Regions from separate parts of the Mus musculus genome. Here regions 1 and 3 are each linked to region 2. The links are chromatin loops, found by intact Hi-C in ENCODE. Cell type or tissue: left cerebral cortex. All regions are shown on one strand. Each heading gives the region's core, and the rest is flanking DNA. Links, peaks and the distances in the headings are about the cores only.

Region 1 (6,059 bases), core at 410-5,409, 390 kb after region 2:
ATTACTTATATTTGGATAGCAATAAAGTATCCCTTATTTTTTTCTTGAATGGAGGCTGTGTTTTACACTGACAGCTGTCACAGCCTGTCTCCACTATCATCTTTGCTTTCACTATATCTGCCTACAAATTGTATCTATCCTACAACTCCAGGTAAGTGAAAACATTAAGTTCACATCCTTCCTTCCATCCTCCCTTCCTTTTCTTTTCTTTCTCTCCTTCTTTGCTCTGTCTGTTCTTTGTTTGGAGCATAGTCCTCTTTCTTAGCTGGATTTGATCCTATTGATTCCTTAGGGCTTGTCTTGAGCTTTCTTTCTAATGAGCAACACTTCCTGGTTAGCCAGGTTGAGAGGAGCACTCAGCGCCTCTAATTTGGCTAGGCCCCATTTCTGATTTGATTGGATCTTTCTCTACATTTGCTCTTTTTGAGGGTGGGAGCCATACTTCTCGTCTCAGGTACTATGGGTTTGTAGTCATATGCACAACAAATGTCTAGAGCAGTGTCAGCTGGCTTGTAGAAGCACTTCGATGAGTAATCAAGATCAAGATTTGTTCTCCAGAAGTGAGACACAGAAGATATGAAAGACCTCCCTTCTTGCAGAAGGGAGTGTAACATGGTGTAGAAGAGGACCAAAGTTCCTAAAGGGTAGAACTAGCATGTGACTCAGGAATTATAGTCTATGTCCAATATCTATCCACAAAGCTTCTAGAAGACTGTTCACAGAAGTACTTCATGTAAGTGGACTCACAAAACATTATGCTAAGTGGGTCAGATCAGGCACAAAAGGTCACACTTTGTATGTAATTAGACATATCTTGAGGAAGTGGATTAATGTTGCCTAGGGCAGGTGTGATGTGTGAAGAGATGGAGGAAGGGAATAACTGCTGAGGAGCATGGAATCTCCTTTGACAGCTGGAAAGAATAAAGTTGATGTGGTGATGGGTGCTTACATGTAAGCATGTTAAACATTTAAAGATAAAATTACCAATTACTTTGTGGGGTTTCTGAGGTGAGATTCTGATGACCGATACACAGTGATCTGAAACTAGAGTGGTGGCAGTAGGGATAAACGGTCATTTTGTTGGGTCAGATGTTTCGATGGAAACCCAAAGGCATTAAAATTTCAAGCACAAAGAGAAAAGATAAGGTGACACATAGATATTGACTATCAGTTTATGAAATGCTTATTGAATGTATTTCCACTTTCTTGACTACTAGACTAGATGTAAAGGAGAAATGGGAAACAGCTTGCTGAGTATACAAAGAAGTGGTCCTTGACTTGGTGCTCAACTGGAAATTAAAAAAGTATATGTGTGTAAGGAAGCATCAAATTTCTATAAGAGAAATACAACTTATTTGTGCAAAGAATGGGCAGGATGGAAAAGGTCAGAAGAGGTGACCTGCTCAGTATTAGTTGTTCACTAAGGACTTCAAGTTGCCCAGCTCAGTGAAGGCATGTCAAGATCCTGTTGATACTTCCCACTCAGTACAGAGATTAAAGATAGTTCAGTCAATTTTGTTCAGTGGAAGGAAGAGAAAAGCAATTCCCAATAATGCTCTCTGTGTGAAGATTAGAAGTTGTCCACAGACTCACATTCAAACGATCAGGGCACTAGGCAGTAAAATATCTTGGATATATTTGGTTCATTCCCAGATTGTTACCACTTGACTAGTTCCAAGTAAATGGTATACGTTCAATAAAAATTAAGTGAATGTTGTCTAAACCATCTGAGAAGTGTGCTACCTGTTGACCATTTCTATGTAACAGTCACGACAGTCTACACAATTACTCTCCCCTTCAAACAAAAACCTACCAAGTGTATGGCATATTCCCTTCAGGAAAAGATGTTGACTGACAGCTTTGCTGTAAGGATGTGGAACAGCTAAAAAACAACTGTTTTTAGTGGAATATGAACGAACTGCTATGAGAGAGTTGATTACAAGTGCTACAGTCCTAGCGCTGAAGATCTTTAAAATCCAGTGGTTTAGAGAAGCTTTCAGCTTGGGCACGTTCAGGAACTTGAGAGTTCCGCTAAGCCGATAGGTCCAGACATCACGTCAAACATTTCTTGAGCATGTCATAGTGCCGGGTGCTTTATTCAGTTCTCACATTTTGGTTGTTTGTAAGAGGCAAAGGCTCTTCTCGTGGTAGATTCGAGTTCTGGACAGAAGAAAAATTCAGATTTGGTAGGTGGTTTTATGGGCCTGTCACTAAGAGAGATTGAGAACCTTTACTAGGAGGTAGATCTTGAGAAAGGTCAGGAAAAGCGTTAAGTCGAAGCCAATCTATAGCAGAGTCAATTACCTGAGAATCACTCAACTAGGAGGTTCTTCTTGTGGCCTAGCCAGCTGAATCTCTGTTAGGAGGAATATCTGTTGAATAGTTTGTTTTGGCTCAGGACAAAAGATAAAGACATGATGTAGTTTTTGAGGATGGTCAGGCCAGTGTATATCAGGTCAATCCACTTCACAGGTCAGGTCTCTCTTCAGATGAGGCTCAGCTGGCCTCCTCTTGGGGGGTCATGTGATGCGCCCGCGGATGCCTGGAGCGCCGCGCGCAGGCCTGGGCGGGCCTAGGTAGAAATCAACTTCCGGTGAGGATGTCCTGGACGCCGGGTGGTGTGTGGGCTGCCCGAACGTGGGTTCCTGGGCCAGCAGTCACCGGGAGGGGGGTGGTTGCGTAGCCGGTGTCCCGGAGCCAGTGTCTGAGAGCCGGGTGTGACGCGCAACAGCGCGGGGAGCACTGCGGTGGGCGCAGGTAATCGGGTGCTCGCCGTCTGGGTCCGGGTCTCGGCCGCGGGTGGGAACGTGACCAAGTTACTGCGAGTCGCGAGGCCGCGGCCGGGCGACTCACGGGACCTGGGTCAGGGAGACACCTCGCTCCCGCCCTCGCCCGCGGGGCCCTGCACTTGGGTAGTCCCGAGTGGAGAGCCATAGTAAGTCCGCTTGTTGTCCGCGCTGTAGTTGCCCCGGCGGAACGGAAGTGTTGACCCTGATGCGGTTCCCGTCGGTGCCGAGCGGCGCACCCCTTCCGGTCTCAGACCTTGGGAAAGCGCGCACTGTGCACTCGGAGTTCTGGAGAGCTGATCGCTGGACACACCCTCAGTGGCGTCTCGGGTTCTCACCCCAGGCGAGCATCGTGCGGAGCGCTTGGCCTCTGTCTGTTACACACCTTTCCCCGCCCCCCCAGGATGCCGCGTCTGCGCGGCTGCCTCCGCAGGAGGGAGCTTTGCACAAGAGTTGTCAGCTGCTCTGACAGCTCTGGGATGGTGAGGCCGCCGTGATCTTGGCCCTCCGCTCTGGGGAAGTGAAGGCTTTGGGCTCAGCTTAGGTCCCTCAGAGGCCGCCCACGAATTCCGACTTATCCCTCCACTGTGCAGACATTGACACGTCTTCGCCCCTAGTTTTAAACTTCCCGGCTCTGTGGAAGGCTATGGAACATGTTTGCATGCTGCGTGGTTGAGGGATTGCCATCTTGTCACAGGGTGGGTCAGCTGTCACCTCAGGATTTAAGACAAAAGCCTGCAGAGTACTCACAGTTTCCTGGGCGACAGAAACCGAGGAGAAGTGCACTTGTAGTCATCTTAGCCACACCTTGTGTTGCTTTTGGGGTTGTTTGAACCTCACCTGTTGGGATAAATGGCTCAGGAAGATGCTAGGTCCGCTGCACCTTGGTGCCACTATGTGGTGTGTTAATGTGTGAAGAATTGCCTGGTGAGAGGTGAGGAAGTTTGGTGTCTCCTAGGATGTCTAGAGATGTTTCAGTGGGCTGGGAACTGTGAACTGGTTGCCTAGCAACACCATACTCCAAATTGGAAAAAAACATAAAACAAAATGAGAAAGTCCAGGATTTTTGAGTTTTTAAGAAAAATATTAATCATCATAATACTTCACAGAAAAAGAAAACTTTAGGAAATCACCTAGAGAAGCATCCATTGTTTGTTCTCTCTCTCTCTCTCTCTCTCTCTCTCTCTCTGGGGTGTGTGTGTGTGTGAGAGAGAAAGAGCCTGTCATCAATTGGGACATTTTATTGAACACCCAGGTACTATCAGATTTGTAAAGAATATAGGATTTTTATTAATAAAGGAAACTTTGAAGGGAATCTCTCTCTATGACACAAGCCAAGTGGGAATCAATTAAGGTGGGTGAGATCTTTCTATTAATGAAAAAGGAGGAAAAATGTTTAAGTTCTAAGGATCACAATCACAGTGCCCTGCTGGCTACTGTTTCCGTATAACTTACCATTAAGTGTTGTCTTTCCTGTAGGATGTAAACGTTTGAAAGGCCACTCTGTATTAATGTGCATGTTAACTTGGTACAGTTTAGGGTTCGGGTTCTGGTTGTCTCCTTTCTTCAGTTTCCAATAACTTGGGTTTAGTTTATTTGAACTAGAGTTGATGTACCTTTTCTTGAAGGACATTTCTTAGAGTTTAGTTCAGGGTAAACTAATTCAGTATGTCTTCGTGTGCACTCACTCTTACAAGTGTGCCTGGTCATATAACATCACCACGGTTTGCTCATTGGGATCCCCCAGGATGGCTACAGATTCATCCTCTGTTGGGTTTTTCCTCTCTGGAGTCATGTAAGTGGAAAGATGAAGCACAGTCCCTTGTTCGTACTTTTTCCCCCCAGAATGCTTTTCTAGCCCTTTTGGTGTCTCCGTAAAAAGGGGACATGGTACTTCTGTCTGTGAGTAGGCCACAGTGTAGTCACTCACTCACTAGTTGGTGGACATTTAGGAGTTTCTGAGTTTTGTGTTTTGGGATGAAGCTGTTAGTAAAAATGCATTTTGGGGGGACAGTCATATTTAAGTCTTTAGAGAGAAAAGTTCTCATTTTCTTTGGTTCAGTGTTGAGAAGCAGGGTGCTGGACCAGGTGGCAGCTGCATGGGTAACGTTTTAGCTCTGCTGTTTACCCTGGTGGCTGCTGTGTGCTGCAGTCCTGCCAGTGAGATGCATGGTTCATGTTGCCATGTGTCAGTTAGGCATTTTAGCTCCTGCTTTAGCTACTTCCGAAGGAGTTTCCTCATGAGTCATTGAGTTTTCGTTTTTTAAATTTGAGGTTCTCAAATAGCCCACTCTGCCTTCAACTGGCTCCGTAGTTGAAGCTAGCCTTGAACTCCTGATCATCCTGCTGTCACCTCCTGAGGCTGGGATTACAGCTGTGTGCCTCCATGCCGGGATCTCACAGATGATTTTGAGATTCTAGTTAACTAACTTGTAAGACATTTTCCTGTGCTGTTGTTGCTGTTTGTATGTTCTTTCAAGAGGCATCCCTCCAAAGTGTTTTGTGAGTTTTTAATTGTCTAATTAAAAAAATCCTATACAATCTGGGCACAAACTTTAGTTTTACATATACATGTGTGTGTGTGTGTGTGTGTGTGTGTGTGTGTGTGTGTGTATAATGTGTATGTATGTCCACAAGTGTTTTCTTTGAGTCTGCCACTTGCTTCTTTTCCTGACACGTGAAATGTGTGAGTGAAATTTCAGTTTTGATGAAATCCATTGGATCAGTTCTTTTTCCTTTTTTTAAAAAATTAATTTGTACACTGTCCAAGGTTGCAAAGAATTTCTGTTTTTCTCTAGACCTTTTCTAGTTTTAGATATTGTGTTTAGGATATGCTGTCAGTTACTCTTCCTTTATAATGTAAGGTGTAGGCTGTGGCTTTCTTTGAGCCTTTCCTTTACAGATGCATGAATTTGGCTGCATCTGAGGGAAACTTTCTTACTGTCCTTGAGCAGGATTCTTGTTGGCACTTTGTGAGAAGGCAATTCACTGTGTACGTGTGGCTCTGTCTCTTTCTGGCATTCTCTTCTGTTTCATCATTCTGTGCATCTCTAGTTTTATAGAATGTCTTAAAGTCAGAAGGCTTCATTCTCTAGCTTGGTTACTTTTCAAATTGTTTCAAATGTTGTAGCTTCTTTTCTTCCTGTATAACTCTTAGAGGCAGCCTGCTTTCTCTATTGTAGGGGTTTGGTTAGGAGTGCGTTGAAGTTATACATCCCTTTGGGGTGGCTGGCATCTTAGGTGTCTTTAATCTGCTAGGTGATTCTGTTTATG
Region 2 (6,059 bases), core at 507-5,506:
TTCTTGTAAGCCTAAAAGAAACTAAGAATTCGACCCCAATTCAGCATGCTCATAACGAAGGGGAAATATGACAGCCTTGAAAAGGCATATGGCTCCATCCCCAGTAACTCTGTGACCCCACCTACCTGCCTCCCTGCTGAACACCATTCGAATGCGCATGTCTCACAGCCACTTCGTGTTTGCCCATGTGGTGGGCAGAGACAACTTGCCAGAGTTGGGTTTTCCTGCTACCACATGGTTCCGAAGTTCAAACTCAGAGTATCAGGAGTCCTCAGCAAGCACTTTGACCTGCCCAGCCACCCCACCAGCCAGCCAGCTGGACATAACCTTATTTATTCTCTCTCTCTCTCTCTCTCTCTCTCTCTCTCTCTCTCTCTCTCTCTCTCTGCCCTGCTCGTGCCCCCCCCCCCTTTTCTCCAGACAGGGTTTCTCTATGTAGTCCTGGCTGACCTTGAACTCAGGTAGGCCTGCCTCTGCCTCCTGGATGCTGTGACTAAAGGTGTGAGCACCACCAGCCGTCTGTTAGTTATTTCTAACAGGATCTTTTCTGGTTTTGGTGCTGTCATGGAGACCTAGGACCTTGTGTGTGCTGGCTAAATGTTCTGCCACTGATCTGGGAACGCTGACTTTGAGAGACAAGTCAACTTTCCTCACTTTCAACACCTATGTTTTTGAGACATTGTCTCCCAGTGCAGGCTTGGCTAGCCTGGGACTTGTTATGGGGACCAGGCTGGCCTTAAACTCAGATCTGACTCCTTCTGCCTCCTAAATTCTGAAATTAAAGGTGTTTGTCACATGACTTATTTTGCCAGAGAGTGTTTTCTTGACCCCAGGTGTATAGTAGATGCACAAATCAAACATTCACTGATAGTAAACCAGAAATAATTTTATTTTGGGGCTGGAGAGATGGCTCAGGAGTTAAGAGCACTGACGATTCTAGAGGTCCTGAGTTCAATTCACAGTAACCACATGGTGGCTCACAGCCATCTGTAATGGAATCTGACGCCCTCTTCTGGTGCGTCTGAAGAGAGAAACTGTGTACAAAATAAATATTTTTTTTAAAAAAAGAATTTTATTTTAAACAAATCTTTGAAATGCATAGAATTTTACCATGTATTAAAACAAAATTTGTATGCTAATGATATGGATGTGCTTGTTAATTTGCACAAAATATTTTTGAATTAATCTCCTCTTTGACAATTTCACACATGTACATAATATATCTGGAGCATACTCTCCACCAATTAATTCCTCCCCCAAACACTTCCAGTAAATATCCCCTTCCTGCTTCAGGCCCTCTGTTGGCTGGCTGGCTTGCTTTCTTCTTCTTCTTCTTCTTCTTCTTCTTCTTCTTCTTCTTCTTCTTCTTCTTCTTCTTCTTCTTCTTCTTCTTCTTCCTCTTCCTCTTCCTCTTCCTCTTCTTCTTCCTCCTCTTCCTCCTCCTCCTCCTCCTCCTCCTCCTCCTCCTCCTCCTCCTCCTCCTCCTCCTCCTCCTCCTCCTCCTCCTCCTCCTCCTCCTCCTCCTCCTCCTCTTCTTCTTCTTCTTCTTCTTCTTCTTCTTCTTCTTCTTCTTCTTCTTCTTCTTCTTTTTTTGGTAACCTTGCTGGAATGTTGACCATTCTTCTTGTTGGCTATCTAGTGCAGACCATAGTTCTGAGAGCTCACCAGTGTGATCTCCTCTTCCCGTACAAAAGACACACATTCCACAGCAAATCCTCCCCACTCTCCCACCTTTATGCTCTTTTAGCCCCTTCTTCCAAGTAGTTCCCTGAGCTTGTGGGGAGAGGTTGCTATAGAAGTCCGGTTAGGGCTGAACACCCAGTCCCTTGTTCTCAGCACTTTGATGAGCTGTCTGCCCACTACAGACAGAGACTTCTTGGGCCAAGGCGGATGGAGAGCAGCACTGATCTGTGGCTATGAACGTAAGTATTCAGAAGGTAACTTGATAGCATATCCATTTAGCAAAGCAACAGCAGTGAGCCCCTTAGGGCTGTGACCCTGAGCACCAATTGTCAGTGTTTAATGATCAATGACAGCTTCATCCACTCAATGATGACATTAAACAACGTGTTCATGAAGCCTTGATACTACTATAGCTTAAATACTTTGTAACAAAGAAGTTTATATGTATTTGTCTTTATGCCCAGCTTTTTAGAACACTGTGTGGTTTACTGAAGTTATTGGATCTTTTAAGATGCCCCATCGTATGGCCAGGGGTTAAAATCTTGCAGGAGCGGTGCCCAGTATTGTCAGGTACCACTTCAGATTGCAGTCCAGCTGACCTCACTGTGGTAATGTGACCAGGGTTGAATTGCCTCTCTAATGAGAATCATTCTCAAAGGTTGGCTTTCTGGTTTGTTTTAAAAGGCAAGAGAATACCAGTTGGTCTGGAAACAAAAGCTTCCATTGGTAAAGATTCTAAAGAGCCAGAGACTAAGAGCCTGTTCTTCTGGTGACTCACTGAATCCTGCCTTGCTGATGGAGGCGCAGACAGATCCAGGTCCAGCCTTTTTTAAGTCAGCCCTCCCAGAAGCCCCCAGCCTGATGTCTAATGGTAGCTGTGGCATTTTGCCTTGCTGTAGAATCTACTAAATCCTTGGCCCCTCACCTGAAACCCTCCTCATACCCCAAACACTGAGAGTGACAGATGGGGAACGGAAGCCTGCCAGGAATGATTGCAGGCCTGTCAATCACGGGGCTGTGTTCCAAGTTTCTCAGAGTATCCAAGAAAGTAAGGCATAGCAAGCCTCAGGTCCATGTGTTGTGTCTCTTTCCCATGGGAAGGCCGGATCCTGCTAGAATGTTTTCTGTACTTCATAGTTCCTTACCTTTGTGTGTATTCTGCAGAATATAATGGCCGACAGCCCTCTCTCTGTGAAGCAGCCGACGGACACAGTAATGCTGGGGAATGCAAGGCAGGGCACCATGGGTACCAGGGCAGACACTATCGCTTCATTACAGCCTTTGGGATCCAGCCTTCTAACCAAGCGTCCCGCCAGGGAACATAGGAAAATGTTCTTTCCTAACAGCTATGATGGGATGGTGGTGGTGGGGTAGATAGGGATGAGAGCGGGCAAGTGCTACCCAGAGGGGACAGCTCTGACGCATCTTCATCTCCGCATCCCCATCTCCGCATCCTCTCCACCCACCTGCCCTTTTTGCTGCTCAGAGACTCTGCTGTCTTGGTGCTGGGGTTTGAACCATGCCACTGCCTGCCTTCCTATCTGTCTGTCTTGTCCATGGAGTTAATAACTCTTCTAATAAATTGCTTAGCCCTAGTAATCCGTTAGTCCACTCTGGAACCACCCCGCGGATCTAAAACCTCGCAGTACTGACTGGCCCAGGAAAACTCACACAGGGACTGTGGGGCTGCGGGAAACACCAGAAGATCAAGTACGGTGACTTGTGCGTAGGGGGCGAGCACCGCGAACCGACGCGTTTGTTTGTTTCCTAACAACACCGTGCTGGAGAAATGCACAGTGGTTAAGAGTGCACACTCCTGCTGCGGAGGACAGGAGCTCCGTTTCCGCGTAGGGCAGCTCACAACCGCCCTTACCTCAGGCTGCAGGGTGATCTGCCGCCTTTGGCTTCCTGGCACCTGCATTGTAGCGGAGGAACCCACATAGACACATGGATTAAAGATCAGAGAGGCCGTTTACTCGGAGGGCGTGTGACGCACCGGCGGGGCTGAGCCCGGGGCCCGCGGCCCGCGGCGGCGGAAGGAAGGAAGCGAGAGCGCAGGCCGGGCTCGGCGGAGGCTGTGCGCCCGGGGGAGGAGCCTGAGCGGCCGAGCGGCGGGGCGCAGCGGCCCAGCCATGTCGGCCGAGGAGATGGTGCAGATCCGCCTGGAAGACCGCTGCTACCCGGTGAGCAAGAGCAAGCTGATCGAACAGAGCGACTACTTCCGCGCGCTCTACCGCTCCGGCATGCGCGAGGCCGTGCGGCCCGAGGTGGGCCCGGAGGTGCAGCAGCTGCGCGGCCTGAGCGCTCCGGGCCTGCGGCTGGTGCTGGACTTCATCAACGCGGGCGGCGCGCGCGAGGGCTGGGGCCTGAGCGAGGACGAGCTGGCCGAGGCTAGTGTGCTGTCCGAGATGGTGGAGGCCGCGTCCTTTCTGCAGGTCACGGCGCTTCTGCGCTTGCTGCTGTCGCACGTGCGTCTGGGCAACTGCCTGGAGCTGTACCGCCTGGCGCAGGTGTACGGACTGCCCGACCTGCAGGACGCCTGCCTGCGCTTCATGGTGCTGCGCTTCCACCAGGTGCTGTGTCAGCCGCAATTCCCGCTACTGTTGTCGCCGCCGCAGGCCCCCGGGGACTGCAGCCTGAAGCAGAGGCTGAGGGAGGCCCGCATGCGCGGGACCCCGGTCCTGGTGGCCCTGGGGGACTTCCTCGGGGGACCCCTTGCCCCGCACCCGTATCAGGGGGAACCCCCGTCCATGCTTAGGTACGAGGAGACCACGGAGCGCTGGTTCCCCCTGGCCAACAACCTGCCCCCCGACCTGGTGAACGTCAGGGGCTACGGCTCAGCCATTTTGGACAACTACCTCTTCATCGTGGGTGGTTACAGGATCACCAGCCAGGAGATCTCTGCCGCACACTCCTACAATCCCATCACCAACGAGTGGCTGCAGGTGGCCTCCATGAACCAGAAGCGGTAAGTGCAAAGGGGGTGTCTGCACCCTTCATTCATTGCCCTGGTGTTTGCTGGCCAGAGGCGATGGCATCTTGCTTAGTGCTGCTGGCCTGTCGCCTCTGGCGGAGTTCCCAGGGAGCCCAGGGCTTGCTAGGAAGAAGACGAGTACTGTGTCAGCTAGCCTAGTGGTCTTCTTTCAGGTGCAGGCCCCAGGTAAGAATGGTTTCTCTGCCTTAGACCGGCTTGCAGAGAAGGCTATTGGGAAAGATAACGGTTGTTTTTCCTTCGCTTTTCTTTAACTTGTCTGACCCGAATTACGGAGACACTAGCAGTAACTTGTAATTCTGGCTTCAGAAATTTTTGTTGTTGCTGACAGTGACTTTGGATCCTTCTCACTTGGGTAGGAGAGCGTGCATCCCCTCTCCCTAGGATGGTGTAAGGGATTTGCCAGAGAGGATTCTCTTCTCTTTTCATCCTCACTTTTGTTTCTTATTTCCTTCTAAGACGGCAATCATCTTTGACCCAAAACTTGAGCCTGGAGCGGTCAGCTACAGAATGGGCGTACCCTTGTCTCTCCAAGTCTGTTGTCTATCTGGGATGCCTCAGACTCCCCGGTCTGGATGCCTGAGTCCCTTGTGGGTAGCTTTAGCATGTACATATAAACCCTACATATACACCTATGCATATATACATTAGCGCATATATATATATATATATATATATATATATATATATATATATATATATATATATATATATACCCTCCTGCATATGTTCAGATGGTTTTCCTTTATCTTGGTATGTTCCTCAGGCTGGTCTTGAACTCCTAGGCATGAGGGTCTGCCATCCTCTGCCTTCCAGCCTTCAGAGAGCTGGGACTAAAGGTGTACAGTACAGTATTGGCTTTCTACAATAAATAATCTGTAACTTATAACTTCAAATGTAAGGCATCTACCATGTCAGTGGTTGAAGGAATGACAAAAACCAACTCGTACTGTTCAATTTCCCCCTCTTATGGCTTGAAGATGCATTCCTTTCCACTTCACCCATCTTTCCCAAGTGGCCTGGGGGACAAGTCAGGGCTTGTAGAGAGGGTTTGTTGCCCCAGCTGCTTGGAAGGCTGAAGCAGGCAGATTCCAAGTTAAAATTCTTCCTGGCCTTCAGAGTGAATTCCAGGCCAGCCTGGATAATGTAGCAAAACCAGAAAGAGTAGGGGAAAGGTGTCTTAGAGGGATAGCACTAGCCTAGAATTTTGAGGCCTCAGATTCAATACCAGTGTCCCAGCAGTAGAAAGAGTAGCCAAGGACAGGATGGGCGCTCTCTCTCTCTCTCTCTCTCTCTCTCTCTCTCTCTCTCTCTCTCTCTCTCTCTCTCCCTCCCTCCCTCCCTCCCTCCCTCTCTCTGTCTCTCTCTCTCTCTCTCTCCTTCC
Region 3 (6,059 bases), core at 781-5,780, 48 kb before region 2:
GTGTGTGTTTCCTCTTTAAGGGCTTCTAGCTGGTTACCTGTGTTCTCTTGTATTTCTTTAAGGGAGTTGTTTATGTCCTTCTTAAAGTCCTCTATCATCATCATGAGAAGTGATTTTAGATATGAATCTTGCTCTTCTGGTATGATGGTGTATCCAGAACTTGCTATGGTGGGAGAATTGGGTTCTGATGATGCCAAGTAACCTTGGTTTCTGTTGCTTATGTTCTTGCGCTTGCCTCACGCTATCTGATTATCACTATTGCTACCTGCCCTCCTAATATCTGACATGAGTCTGTCCTTGCTGTGATCCTGGTTGTGTCAGAACTCCTCAGAGTTCAGCTGTCTCTGTGATCCTGTGATTCTGTGATCCTGAGATCCTGGATATGTCAGAGCTCCTGGGAGTCAAGCTGCCTTAGGGACTCTGAGATGTTGGTGTGACCAAGCTCCTGGGATCCTGGGCGTGTTAGAGCACCTGAGAGTGGAGCTACTTCTGAGTGTTGTGGGACTGGCTGTGGATTCAGCACCCAAGGTCTGCTCAGGGCACCTCTGATTCTTTGATCCAGAGCTTATTAGAGTGCCTGGGAGTGGAGCTTCCTCTGGGTGTTGTAGGACTGGCTGCAGAGTTTGTGTCCAAGGTCTGTCTAGGGCACTGACTCAGACTGGAAGAAACCTATGTCACTGGTCGGGCAGAGTTCCTGGGTGCCTGGGTCCCAATGGTCTCAGTTACGTCCAGTGTTGGGGCAGATGTTGTATCCTCCTTACTTCTGATCCTATGATCCTGGGCTTATTTATTTATTTTTCCTTTTTTAGGACAATCACTGGGTAACTTGTAACTCACTACATAGACCAGGCTGGCCTCCAACACACAGAAAACCACCTGCCTATGCCTTTTGAGTTAAAGGCATGTGTTACCATGCCCAATGGAGAGCCTTTTTTTTCTTCTTTTAAAGGTTATTTATTTATTATGTATGATTATTTTGCCTTCACGAATGTCCTTGCACCTCATGCATGCCTGGTACCTGTGAAAGCCAGAAGAGGGCATTGTAGCTGAAATTACAGATGATTGTGAAGCACCATATGGATGCTGGGAATTGAACTAGGGTCCTCTAGAAGAGCAGTTACTGCTTTTAAGTGCTGTGCCACCTCTCCAGTCTTCCCTCCCCAACACATATGCACGTTCTTAACTCCATCTCATGATGTAATCAGTGCTGTTCTGGTGACTGAAGCGGCTGCATGCTCTCTCCCTGCCTGGAGATTGGTACTTTATCTGGAAACAGATGAGCTTTGTTCACATGCTTTTTAAAAAGAACTTAGTTTTTATTGAAAATTATCCCTCATATTAACCTAGGCTTCAAATTAGTAAACGACCATTAAAAAAAGAAGGCTTAAAGTTTTTCAATTGTTCTACCCAGAATTACCTATGTAATCTGTAGAGATCAATGAAAACTGAAAATGTGGAGTCCCCTTGCAGAATTTAATAAGAACATAAGCCACCAGTGGATGATTGTACTTCCAAAGCCTTTCCAGCTGAAAAATTACAGTTTAGAAACTTCTGCTGGCAAACTAATACATGCTTTATACTGTAAACCATCTTTGCTTACTGATACTTTATAAAGGAGTTACTTGTAAAGATGATTTTTAATCTGTGTGTGTGAGCCATAGGACTGTGCACATGACTGCAGGTGCTCATGGAAGCCAGAGCCTATGAAGCAAGAGCTACTTAAGGTTATGGGCCTTTCTGCACTGGTCTAAGGAATCCAGTTCTGGTCCACCGCAAAAATAATACATGAAAAGACAAGGTCAAAATTTAAACTCGAACAATCTAGTTCAAAAGGCCACTTGAACAAACAAACAAAGTGGTAGGGGTGCAGCCACACTGTGCCATTGTGTTGTCCCCTCATCCCCCAAGGCCTTTGCCTCTGGTGCTTGTTACTTTCTCTGTTGGATGGCAGTCATTTAAGAAGTATAACGGCATTGGGGCATGATGGTGCATGCCTTTAATCCCAGCACTCGGGAGGCAGAGGCAGGCGGATTTCTGAGTTCGAGGCCAGCCTGGTCTACAAAGTGAGCTCCAGGACAGCCAGTGCTACACAGAGAAACCCAGTCTCGGAAAAAAACAAAACAAAAAAACTATAAAGACTGCTAAAATGTTAAAGCCTTACCCCTGGAGTTTAACCCTCAGAACCTAGGTGGTGATGGGATAGAACCAAAGAACTAATTCCCTTAAACTGTTCTCTTACTAGTGCACACACACACACACACACACACACACACACACACACACACACACACACACACAGAGTAATTAAAAGCTAGGTGTTATGCTATATTCCAGCAATTGGGAGACTAGAGCAGCATGATTGTAAAGAAAGAGAAAGGGCAGAAGGAGAAGGAAGAAAATGGAACAAAGAAAAAAATGGGCTGAAGAGGTGGAGAGGTGGTGCATTGATTAAGCAGGGACTACTCTTCCAAGGGACTAAGGTTCGGTTTCCAGCATCCACGAGGAAGCCCATTATTTCCCTAACTCCATGTCCGCTGCTGGCGCAGTGAGCAATACAGGCACATGGTGTGCTGATATGCAGGAAAACACCGATATACATAAAATATACAAATAAACGGGAAAGGAGAAAAACGTCTTAGAGCAGCCATTAAAACAAACAAACAAACAAACAAACAAACAAACAAACAAACAGGCCAGTAGACGTAGACTGTGAGACTTCTAGGTCAGAGTCCCCATCATTCCACAACAGTCAACCAAGAGCCACAGCTCCACTATCCCTTTGCCCAGTGCTCTTCCGTTCCCAGGTTACACACTTCCGGTCCCGCCCCCTCCCGGCGGTGCTTGTCCGCTCCGGCTCGCCGTCCTTTATCATGGCGGCCGCCGCGCTGCAGCTGAGGCAGACCCTGTGCCCGGGAGCGCGCGTCCTGCGCACCTTCTCCTCGGTCGCCAGCCCCGCGGCTCCGAGAGCCGGCCCGCGTGAGTGTGGGTGCGTCGCTGCGGGCTGGGGGGCGGGGAGAAAGGAGGCCGTGCGCTCCGTGACCTTCCTGTGTTTTTCTGGAGGTCGTCGCGCATTTCCACGAGTGCGTTCGCTGAGCCCGGCACACCGCAGGGGTTCGGGGCGCACTGTAGTGTGAGAGGCGGTGCAAGCGTGGGGCTGGAGGGAATGCAGCGATGGGAGCCGCGTGCAAGAGTGGGCAGCAGGAAAGGCTCGGCCAGGAGCGGGCACCTGCCCACCAGGGCCTTCCCCGCCGCCTCTCCTGCAGGGCATGCTTCTTCCTTCCGCGCTCGCTCTCCTGCAGACCTGCTCACAGCACGTCGTGCCTTTCCACTCCCTTGTTGAAAATCCACAAATGGTTTCCGGGCAAATTATAGATTACTTAATACATCATAGTGGCTCCTCATAGTCCTAAGATGTGTCTATCCCCAAGTTTTCGCTCTTTTATTCTCTTAAGTGTGTTAGGCAGAGTTGCAGAGGTTAGCAGTCTATCAAAGTTTTGAAGTAGCGCGTAGACACAGGTAAACGGTAACAATAAAACTTATTATCACGAAGAAAAAGAAAGCACAGTATTGAAAACGATATGCTGTTGAAGAAGTGGCTATAAGGTAGGATGGAATAGTGAGGAGAAACCTCCCAGAGGAAAAGATGTTTGAGCAGTCACGACGATTTGAGAGAAGAGCGCTGTTCTTCTCAAAGAGGTTAGACATGATCAAGGAAAAGAAAGGGACACCCGGGCCAGAGGTGTTCAAGTAAAGGGTCGAGTGGCAATCCAAGATGTCAGAGTAGTGGGCTGAGCTTTAAGGATTTGGGGGCGTTTGGTTTTGATTTGAGCTTGGACTTTGTTAGAAGTCGAGGATCACACTATAATAGAGAAGTGACATGGTTTCTACTTGTGAAGGATCTATCACTGGCATCTGCGTGGTGACTCACTTCAGCAGGGTAAGACTGCAAGACCTATTTGGAGGCTGTTGGTATTCCAAGCAAGATGATGGTAACAGTGCAGAAGGTGGTTTGGCTTATTATCGGATGTAGTTTGAGGATGAAGCCAAGTAGGATTTACTGATGGATTTGATGTAGGCCTTGAAGATAAACCCTTTCCTGAGCCGTTGGATGAGTGTTAGTGCCGTTTACAGGGATTAGAAACCCTTTGCTAAGCCTGTCTTGTGGATGCACATTAAATATGGTGACCCTCTTCAGTTGTCTGTCCTTTTTTCAATATCAGCCATACTGAGTCTGAGTTCATTTACTTGTTTCTATTTTTTGTGCTCTCTCTAATCTATAAGGTCAGATAAGAGGGGTATTTGGCAATGTGAACTAAATGCAGCTGTGGCCAGCTGTTTGGCACTGTAGGAATAAGCATCTCAGTAGCAAGCATCTCCTTGTGCTCTGAAGACTGAGTCTGATGTTGCGGACATTCCTAGTCTGCATCACTCAAGATGGGATGATGCGCATTTCTCTGTAGATTCAGCCCAAAAGTGAATAGTACCATAAAAAGCCTATAGATTGTCCCACCATGGCAGAGACTAAGAATTCCTTTAGCAGAGTTTCTGCTTCCTGAAATATACTTGCATATCTCTTCTTTACCTTCTGGCCAAGGGCATCTCTTCAGTATTTTGGAATACTCAGACTTCCATCATTGAAAGAGGAATTCCTCTTAGAAATTCAAGCAAACAAACTCCAAGTTCACTGAGGACCATGAATGTGCCAAGTCAAAGCTGAGGTACAAAGTATCTGGGGTTTCTAGAATTCTCCCATCACCCACTAGGGCTGCCTCTCTTCTCACACTCTAGAGTTCGTTATGAAATCCCTACTTTAACCCGATTTGAGGTTTTCTTAATGAAAACATCCAACAAGGTATAGATTGTCAACAACAAGAACAAAATGTATAATCAGCGTCATAGTCTAGCTGACAGGCAAGTACTGCCTTGAAAGTCTGTTTTTCTAAAACCCACAGAATGAAATGTTACTAAGTTGTAAAAGTATGGACCCCCCTTCATGAATCTGCCTGTCATCGGTATGCAGGACCGTTCATTGCAGCAATAGAAAACCTAACCAGGACAGGTAATAAACTGGAAAGGGATTCCCTAGGAGACTTGATTCTCATAGTTAGGAAGGTGAAGACATCTCATGACAGACCACCTGCAGACTAGCAGCACAGGTGTCAGCCATCTGCAGGCTATATACTGCAGCAACAATACTGAGCAAAAGCTGTGTTGTACTCATTACTGTGTTCCTGGTTTGTGATGAATAGTAGCCCTCGGTTTTGGAAAGAATGAGCATTGTGGGATGAATAGAAATATGTCAGATGAAGAAACAGAGTAGGGACAGGGAAGGAGAGCCAGGATCATGGGAAATGTGTTCCAGGCAGAGAACAGAGTTTAGCATTGGAGACAGGGCTGGGGACATGGCCTGGTACTGAAAGCCCCTTGCAGCTGTGGAGCTCTTAAAAGTAAGGCTGGAGGCAGTAGACCAAAACATGAGGAATCTTGCATGCTATGCTGCAGTCACCTTATCTTGTCCTTTGATTTTCTTGACTAAAAGTGGCCTCTAAAAAAGACAGTAATACTTTTATTTGTCATAGTGAGTAAGGCTAAATAAGTGATGAGGAGTAGTCTAGGATAGTCTATGGAGAAGTACTTAGTGAGTGTTGCTGTTTCTATAGCAAAGCATTTGTTTAACTATGGTAAAAGAACTTTTGGTATGTGAAGACTCCAACCACTTCTACAGTCCTGTGACTGAAATGTTCTGTTCATGAGTTTTGGTATTGATCATTTTTGTCATTGGACATTTCAAATCAGCTATCTTTAAAGATTCGGAATACTTTCACAGGTATTATGTCAGAACATGAGCTTACTATACTATAAAGCCTAGAATTCGTGAAAATATTTTCTTAGCTGGGTATGGATGCTGCATGCCTGTAATTGCACTTGGGAGACTGAGGCAGAAGTATTGCAGCAAGTTAAGAACCAGCCTGGGCTACTGTGTAAGACTCTGAAGGAAGGATGTATTTCTTTAGATGATGACTTTACTGTATCATAATTGCCATGGAGTTTCTTTATCC

What was found. Peaks named below come from ENCODE experiments on the same cell type or tissue, not always from the same donor. Only the 100,000 strongest peaks of a DNase experiment are listed, where the experiment ranks them.
Region 1: it touches region 2 in a loop (4-fold over the local background); 2 of 42 quality-filtered maps call a loop at or near these places.
Region 3: a loop joins it to region 2, with 2.4 times the contacts of the local background. A loop is called at or near these places in 7 of 42 quality-filtered maps.

The regions. Positions count from the first base shown.
Region 1 is chr6:147,473,303-147,479,361 of GRCm38, forward strand. Ccdc91 (coiled-coil domain containing 91) reads left to right here and starts at 2,569. Exons shown (of 13, transcript NM_025911.2): 1 at 2,569-2,757. Gm6288 (a long non-coding RNA gene) reads right to left here and starts at 2,517. Exons shown (of 4, transcript XR_869623.3): 1 at 1,814-2,517. In left cerebral cortex, for the core only: a CTCF peak has its summit at 3,180; DNase peaks (open chromatin) are centred at 2,628, 2,994 and 3,720; H3K4me3 peaks cover 1,605 bases; H3K27ac peaks cover 1,356 bases.
Region 2 is chr6:147,087,717-147,093,775 of GRCm38, forward strand. Klhl42 (kelch-like 42) reads left to right here and starts at 3,359. Exons shown (of 3, transcript NM_001081237.1): 1 at 3,359-4,651. The coding sequence starts at 3,816. In left cerebral cortex, for the core only: a CTCF peak has its summit at 1,010 (motif pointing left); DNase peaks (open chromatin) are centred at 3,243, 3,769, 3,985 and 4,656; H3K4me3 peaks cover 2,429 bases; H3K27ac peaks cover 1,863 bases.
Region 3 is chr6:147,039,925-147,045,983 of GRCm38, forward strand. Mrps35 (mitochondrial ribosomal protein S35) reads left to right here and starts at 2,846. Exons shown (of 8, transcript NM_145573.2): 1 at 2,846-2,976. The coding sequence starts at 2,871. In left cerebral cortex, for the core only: a CTCF peak has its summit at 2,829 (motif pointing left); DNase peaks (open chromatin) are centred at 2,842 and 3,841; H3K4me3 peaks cover 1,668 bases; H3K27ac peaks cover 1,210 bases.